2 separate regions of the Homo sapiens genome follow, and region 2 is linked to region 1. A link is an interaction called in ENCODE POLR2A ChIA-PET data of the cell type or tissue named here. Cell type or tissue: Caco-2. All regions are shown on one strand. Region 1 overlaps UBE2D2 (ubiquitin conjugating enzyme E2 D2). Region 2 has its middle 9.8 kb from the start of STING1.

Evidence for each region. Peaks named below come from ENCODE experiments on the same cell type or tissue, not always from the same donor. Only the 100,000 strongest peaks of a DNase experiment are listed, where the experiment ranks them.
Region 2: POLR2A ChIA-PET joins it to region 1 with 5 read pairs; 5 of 35 experiments call an interaction of 5 or more read pairs at or near these places.

Annotation. Positions count from the first base shown.
Region 1 is chr5:139,612,734-139,616,733 of GRCh38, reverse strand. UBE2D2 (ubiquitin conjugating enzyme E2 D2) reads right to left here. Exons shown (of 7, transcript NM_003339.3): 3 at 2,117-2,148; 4 at 1,960-2,037; 5 at 1,768-1,873. Among named protein-coding and RNA genes, the nearest start is that of CXXC5, 34 kb to the left of the region's middle. In Caco-2, no CTCF peak of the experiment used is centred here; no DNase peak of the experiment used is centred here.
Region 2 is chr5:139,490,599-139,494,598 of GRCh38, reverse strand. It overlaps the pseudogene LOC101059986 and the pseudogene NCOA4P4. Among named protein-coding and RNA genes, the nearest start is that of STING1, 9.8 kb to the right of the region's middle. In Caco-2, no CTCF peak of the experiment used is centred here; DNase peaks (open chromatin) are centred at 167 and 1,778.

The DNA.
Region 1 (4,000 bases):
AATTATTGGGTGAATGGGCATGGATGATTAAGTCTCTTAACACATACTGGCAGACTGGGCTCTACAAATCTATACCTCTACTTGAAGAATATGAGTGTTCATTTCAATGTACCTCATTAGTGTTTTGTCTTCTTTTAAAAATATCTTTGTTAATTAAAAAGGTAAAAAATAGGAACGTAACATTCATTTATTTATTCTTTGGTTCCCCTGTGTCCATTCATCTATTGGGATCTGAATTTTTTTCTGATTTTTGTACTTCATATTTTAAACATATTAATCCATTACCATATTTGATTTTTCTCTTAAACAACTGATTTCATTTTCACAAAAGTACATCCAGTGAACTCTTTTATCACCTTTCAGAGTACAGCAGTGAGATCTGATAAATATTCTTGTTTTTGAGACGGAGTCTCGCTCTGTCCCCCAGGCTGGCCAGGCTGGAGTGCAGTGGCGCAATCTCAGCTCACTGCAACCTCCGCCTCCTGGGTTCAAGCGATTCTCCTGCCTCGGCCTCCCAAAGTGCTGGGATTACAGGCGTGAGCCACCGTGCCAGGCCATAAATACTTGTTTTTGTTTTCCTTTATAAATTCTAGATTATTTGGCTGGGCACGGTGGCTCATGCCTGTAATCCCAGCGCTTTGGGAGGCCGAGGCAGGTGGATCATAAGGTCAGGCGTTCGAGACCAGCCTGGCCAACATGGCGAAACCCAGTCTCTACTAAAAATACAAAAATTAGCTAGGCGTGGTGGCGGGTGCCTGTAATCCCAGCTACAAGGGAGGCTGAGGCAGGAGAATTGCTTGAACCCGGGAGGTGGAGGTTTCAATGAGCCAAGATTGCACCACTGCAGTCTAGCCTGGGCGACAGAGTGAGACTCCATCTCAAAAAAAAAAAAAAAAAAAAAAAATCTAGATTATTGTAACGCAACTGTGATTTCATCTGGGAATAATGTTGAAGGGTTGTACAATTTCAAATCAACACATTAAGACAACAACTACATCACTCAGTTCATTGATACAGAAACCTAAAGACAAGAGCTGGTAAAATATTTACCTATATTTTGTTCTTCAAGAACCTAACGTCTATGTTTACAGCATAGGCATTTGTCTAAAGGGCTGGTCTATTTCCTATTCTGCAATAGTATCTATCTTTTTCCATTCATGAATCTCAAGGTTGGAAGAGATGTTAATTGTGCTCTACTTTATGCTCTAAAAAAACATTCATACCAGTGTCCATCTTCTTTTTTTTTTTTGAGACAGAGTCTCGCTCTGTTGCCCAGGCTGGAGTGCAGTGGCACAATCTCTGCTCACTGAAACCTCTGCCTCCCGGGTTCACACCATTCTCCTGCCTCAGCCTCCCGAGTAGCTGGGACTACAGGCACCTGCCACCATGCCCAGCTAATTTTTTTGTATTTTTAGTAGAGACGGGGTTTCACCATGTTAGCCAGGATGGTCTCGATCTGCTGACCTTGTGATCTGCCCGCCTCGGCCTCCCAAAGTGCTGAGATTACAGGCATGAGCCACGGCACCAGGCCCAGTGTTCATCTTCTAACCTATGCTAGAGTAGCACAACTGACAGACTAGTCACTACACCAAGGAATACTTTTGCTTGAAAAATCCAACTCGTTTTCAGTTCTCAAGGTCCATTTCAGATTAAGAAGAATTGCTATCTCTTCTTAAAAGAAACATAAGTAATCTTTTCAAAAATAAATAACTCTAAAAAGACAAAAGACACGGTTGCTTTATCTTGATATCAAATACCCACTGTTACCTTTTGAAATAGTTAGTGCTGGAGACCACTGTGATCGTAGAATATCAAGACAAATGCTGCCATTACTGTTAATATTTGGATGATAAATTCTTGTTGTAAATGCAACCTACAGAAAGAAAGGAAACTTTCTGTAAACTAGTTTATTAGTATTATAGAAAGTACATTAAAAACTGCCACATTCCAATTAATTACCTTAGGTGGTTTGAAGGGGTAATCTGTTGGGAAATGAATTGTCAAGAAAAATACTCCACCCTGATAGGGACTGTCATTCTGTTGATAACAAGAAAAGTGGGATTAAAATGAGTAAATTACATAAACTGTTTATTCTGAAATTAATCTGAATACTTACTGGCCCCATTATTGTAGCTTGCCAATGGAACACTGAAAAATAACAAGAAAAAAGTCACCATGTAACAATATCTACATTGTATCTACGCCATAGTAACATATCATTCCCCTTCTAATCCAAATTCATTTATAAATAATATGATAATGAGTATGAGCAAGATGAGGAACATAAATTAACAGTCTAAAGAAACAAGAAAAATGACTAGAATGGCCTAGAACACTGATAAGGTGCTCAATGAAAAATATTTAGAGCCAGGTGTGGTGGCTCACACCTGTAATCCCAACACTTCCAGAAGCTGAGGTGAGAGGACTGCTTGAGCCTGAGAAGTGGAGGCTGCAATGAGCCATGACTGCGCCACTGCAAGACTCTCTCAAAAACAAAAACAAAAAAAACCGAAAGTATTTGGGCTAAAACTTCTTGAAACTTCATGTCAGGTAGACAAACTTCTTGACAAGGCTTACAGTTCTACTTTTAAACAGTTATTTCTTTACCTCACAGGGTAAATCATTTCTTCAAAACAATTACATATAATACACTTTTTTTTTTTTTTTTTTTTGAGACAGAGTCTCACTCTATCGCCCAGGCTGGAGTGCGCTGGCGCAATTTCGGCTCATTGCAACCCCCGCCTCCCGGGTTCAAGCAATTCTCCTGCCTCAGCCTCCCAAGTAGCTGGGACTACAGGCAAGTGCCACCACACCTGGCTAATTTTTGTATTTTTAGTAGAGACAAGGTTTTGCCACGTTTGGCCAGGTCTCAAACTCCTGACCTCAGATGATCCACCCACCTCAGCCTCCCAAAGCTGGAATTACAGGCATGACTCCTTTTATAATGCTGGTATACGGGGGACAAAACAGTAAAGTCAAGGTAGATAATACTCAAATTAAGAAAGACTGGTTTTAACAAGGAGAAAAAATTTCTAAAAACTCTTGTGTAGGTCTGTACATTACTGGCCCTCATTAAAGAAAGAAAAACATCTCTCCTAATGTAAAGGATAAGTTAAAGAGGAAAAAAGAGAAAAAAGGAGTAAAATTTAAGAAGAAAATATTAGCTGAAAGCCCAAGGTTGATTACAAGCTCCAGGGATACTTCTAATAAGTTATAAACTTGTTCAATAAATAAATATCTTCCAAATGCAGAAAATGATGCTTGTTCCATGTTCTCATGCTACTAAGTGCATCATGAGAGATCAAAAGCCAGAGTTTTTACTTATAATTAAGCTACTACTTAGCACACTTACCATTCATACTATGATCTGAGCAACCTAAGGGAAGTTGTCACTGGGGTTATATTTGAACAACCCAAACCAGGTAACTCTTGTCACAAGGTAGAAGAAACATGAAGACTAAGAAGCCATATAAAAATCCACCAGAATGTCAGTCCAAATCCTAAAGTTCCTTCCAACCTCCTTAATATCAAATTAATCCCTAAAGTTGGTTTGTTGCTCACTGGGACTTGAACCTAAAAATAGCAGCTTGTTGATTAGGGGTTAAAGGTAAAGGATAGGAATTGCTGAGGCTCCCTTCCTTAGATTAGCCCTCACTAGTACTTACAAACACTTATATTACTCTCTGCTGACCATTTAATGGACTGAGTAAGCCAAGGACAAAGCCATTCTGGGCCACTAAAACTGGACCTAGTATCTTCAAGGGAAGTCCTATAAAAAGCCCCTTGTATGTTGTTTAAAGACACAAAAGTGGGCACCTGTAGTCCCACCTACTCAGGAGGCTGAGATGGGAGGATGACTTGAGCCCAGGAGTTCAAGTCCAGCCCAGGCAACATAGCAAGACCCTGTTTCTGAAAAAAATTAAAAACAAGACTAAAACACACACACGCACATGCTCACACGCATGCATGCACACATACACGAGTCTCACTCTATTTTTAA
Region 2 (4,000 bases), 120 kb after region 1:
TAGATCTTTGTTTTGGGTACAGTCCAGTTGATGAGTAAGAAAATTGAACTGGCCCAATAACCACTAGAGCTACTGAGCCTGCTGTTGAAGTGTCTCCTCTTTAAGCTGATAGATGAGGTCTACCTGTTCATATAGCCACACCTCACAACTTCTAAGACATTCCAGGTGACAGCTTATGCAACTGTGAATCTGAGCTTTGACCTCTCTCAAGTTATCTTTAATTTGCTGTTCAGCCCGGAGAACTCCACCAATAGCAAGCTCCAAGTCCCTCCATGCATCACTACACCTCAAAAGGGGTTCTATTTATTTATTTATTTATTTATTTTTGAGACAGAGTCTCGCTCTGTTGCCCAGGCTGGAGTGCAGTGGCGCGATCCTGACTCACTGCAAGCTCCGCCTCCTGGGTTCAGGCCATTCTCCAGCCTCAGCCTCCTGAGTAGCTGAGACTACAGGCGCCTGCAACCACGCCCAGCTAATTTTTCGTATTTTTAGTAGAGACGGGGTTTCACCGTGTTAGCCAGGAGGGTCTCGATCTCCTGACCTCGTGATCCGCCCACCCCGGGCTCCCAAAGTGTTGGGATTACAGGTGTGAGCCACCGTGCCTGGCCTCAAAAGGGGTTCTCTATTACTGGAGCTGCCACTCTGGTCTTAGAAGGTATTCATTCTGCTCACTGCTCCAGGTCCGAGTGCCTCTCTGAGCGATCCGAGGGGACCTTGGGTGGGCTGAGACACGGGCCACACAAACCTAGGGCCCAAAGCAATTTTTTGTATTTTTAATAGGGATGGGGTTTGGCCACATTGGCCAGGCTAGTCTTGAACTCCTGGCCTCAAGTGATCTGCTGGCCTCGACCTCCCAAAGTGCTGGGATTACAAGCATGAGCCACTGCTTCCAGACTAAAAAATTTTTTTCTTTTGTCTATAACCTTTAGATTTATTTTTATATTTATGAAGCAATAAGCAAACAAATAGTAAGAGTTGGGGGAGATTACCTAAAATGGTTTTCTTTTGGAATAGTTTTCTAAAAAATCAAATAACTGTTATTATTTTAAGTTGCATGGGACTGAAGCTGCACCTGGAAAGGGATTTCATTTTCATGACCTGCAAAATTGGTTAGGCAATGAGCTATTATTCCTCCCTCCCTGTGAACACATTTATAAACTTCGATGGGGGCAAATTCCATCTAATACTCTGAAAACCATTTCTCATCTCATAATTTACCCAAATCATGTGCACGACTGCAAGAGGAAATAAACAGAAATCTTTAAGCATACATAAGCCACAATGGATTATTAATCTTGTACAGACAATCCAGCATTAAGGCTAATTTGATCTTTTAAACATTTTATGGAAAACATTTGACATTTTCACTAGAAAAGCCCACAAGCTATCATAACCCCAAAGGCATACAGCCGTGGCAGGCAGGGCTCCATCGGGCTCCTCTTGAACTGGGCACCCCTTCACGGGTAGAAAAGCAGGAACACATGTCTTCGCTTCCTGCTGCTCTGCACACACATCACAATATCTTGCAGAAGGTGGTTTCTGTCTTCCTTGGAGACATTAAACACTTTCACATCATTTCTGTTTCTGATTTCTTCTACAAGGGCCAGTGACTTTCCTTTAGGGACTGGGATTGTGCCAGCGATTATAGTCCCTGGGGTAGATAGCATCTGACAAACAGATTGGATGAAAGGCTAACTAAAGAGTTTCATTTTCCCACTCTCATCAGTGACACACACTCTCTGCCCTGGGTCACTGCTGGAATCTGCATTCCTCAAGATAGGGAGCGCCAACTGCTCAAAATAAGTCAGGTTAACCACATAATGCCCAACTTGGCATCCACATTTTCCAGGTGGAGGCTCTAACCCAACTCTAAATAAAGGCCCCTGGATGCCAAACAACACGATGACATCAAATCCTATTCTTCTCCCTCCCTGTCTGACTTCCTCTCTATAAAATCCACTGGGGTCGTGGTCAGGGTTGCAGTCGGGTTAGGGTTGCAATTCAGGTCAGGTCCAGGTCAGGGTCACGATTCAGGCCCTGCTCACCCTGTACCGTAGGCCCCCAGCAATTTTCTTTTTTTTTTTTTGAGATGGAGTCTCACTCTGTTGCCCAGGCTGGAGTGCAGTGGCATGACCTTGGCTCACTGCAACTTCCACCTCCCAGGTTCAAGCGATTCTCCTGCCTCAGCCTCCCGAGTAGCTGGGATTACAGGCATGCATCACCACACCTGGCTAATTTTTGTATTTTTAGTATAGACGGGGTTTCGCCATGTTGGCCAGGCTGGTCTTGAACTCCTGACCTCAAGTGATCCGCCCACCTTGGCCTCCCAAAGTTCTGGGATTACAGGCGTGAGCCACTGCACCCGGCCCCCAATTTTTTTTTTTTTTTTTTTCTGAGATGGAGTCTCGCTGTGTCACCAAGTTGGAGTGCAGTGGCATGACCTTGGCTCACTGCAACCTCCGCCTCCCGGGTTGCAGCGATTCTCCTGCCTCAGCCTCTCAAGTAGCTGGGATTACAGGCACCCACCACCATGCCCAGCTAATTTTTGTATTTTTAGAAGAGACGGGTTTTCACCATGTTGGCCTGGCTCGTCTCGATCTCCTGACCTTGTGATCCACCCGCGTCAGCCTCCCAAAGTGCTGGGATTACAGGCGAGAACCACCGCGCCTGGCTCAAAATTTTTTTAAAATAAAAAAATAAGATATCACTTCACATACACTAGATGGCTAGAATTTAACAGGCAGAGAATAGCAAATATTGACTAGGAGGTAGAGAAACTGGAACCCTCATACATAACTAGTGGGAAAGTAAAATGGTGCAACCACTTGGAAAGCAGTCTGGCAGTTCTTCAAAAGTTTATATATAGAGTTGCCATATGACCAAGCATCCCCTCACCCAGGTACATACCCAAGAGAAATGAAAATGTGTGTCCACACAAACACTTGGGCATGAATGATCATTGCAGCATTATTTATAATAGTCAAAAAGTGGAAATAACTCAATTGTCCTTAACTAATTAATGGTCAATAAAAGTGGTATATCAATGGAACATTATACACAATGGAATATTTTTGGCAACAAGAAGGATAAAAAGAAATGAAGTACTGATACATGCTACAACATGGGCAAACCTGTAAAACATGATGCTAAGGGCAGGGCGCAGTGGCTCAGGTCTGTAACCCCAGCACTTTGGGAGATCAAGGAGGGCTGATCACCTGAGGTCAGGAGTTCGAGACCAGCCTGGCCAACATTGTGAAACCCTGTCTCTACTAAAAATACAAAAAATTAGCTGGGCATGGTGACTCGTGCCTGTAATCCCAGCTACTCAGGAGGCTGAGAGAGGAGAATCGCTTGAACCCAGGAGGCGGAGGTTGCAGTGAGCTGAGATCGCACCACTGCACTCCAGCCTGTGTGATGGAGCGAGACCCCATCTCAAAAACACACACATAAAAAACAAACAAAAAAAAACCATGATGCTAAGAAGCCGGACACAATCACATATTGCATGATTCGATTTATGTTGTGTCCAGTATAGGCAAATCTATAGATACAGAAAGCAGATTAGTGGTTGTCTGGGGATGAGGTAGGGGTGTTGGTTGGTGGTTGGGGGTTGATGGTTATATTAGTCCATTCTCACACTACTATGAAGAAATACCCAAGACTAGATAATTTATAAAGGAAAGAGGTTTAATTGACTCACAGTTTTGCATGGCCGGGGCGGCCTCAGGAAACTTACAATCACGGCAGAAGGAAAAGGAGAAGCAGGCACCTTTTTCACAGGGCAGCAGGATGGAATGAGTGTAAGCCGGGGAAATGCCAAACGCTTATAAAACCATCAGATCTCATGAGACTCACTCACTATCATGAGAACAGCATGGGGGAAACCACCTCATCATCCAATTACCTCCACCTGGTCCCACCCTTGACATGTAGGGATTATGGGGATTACAATTCAAGATGAGATTTTTGGTGGGGACAGAGCCAAACTATATCAATGGCT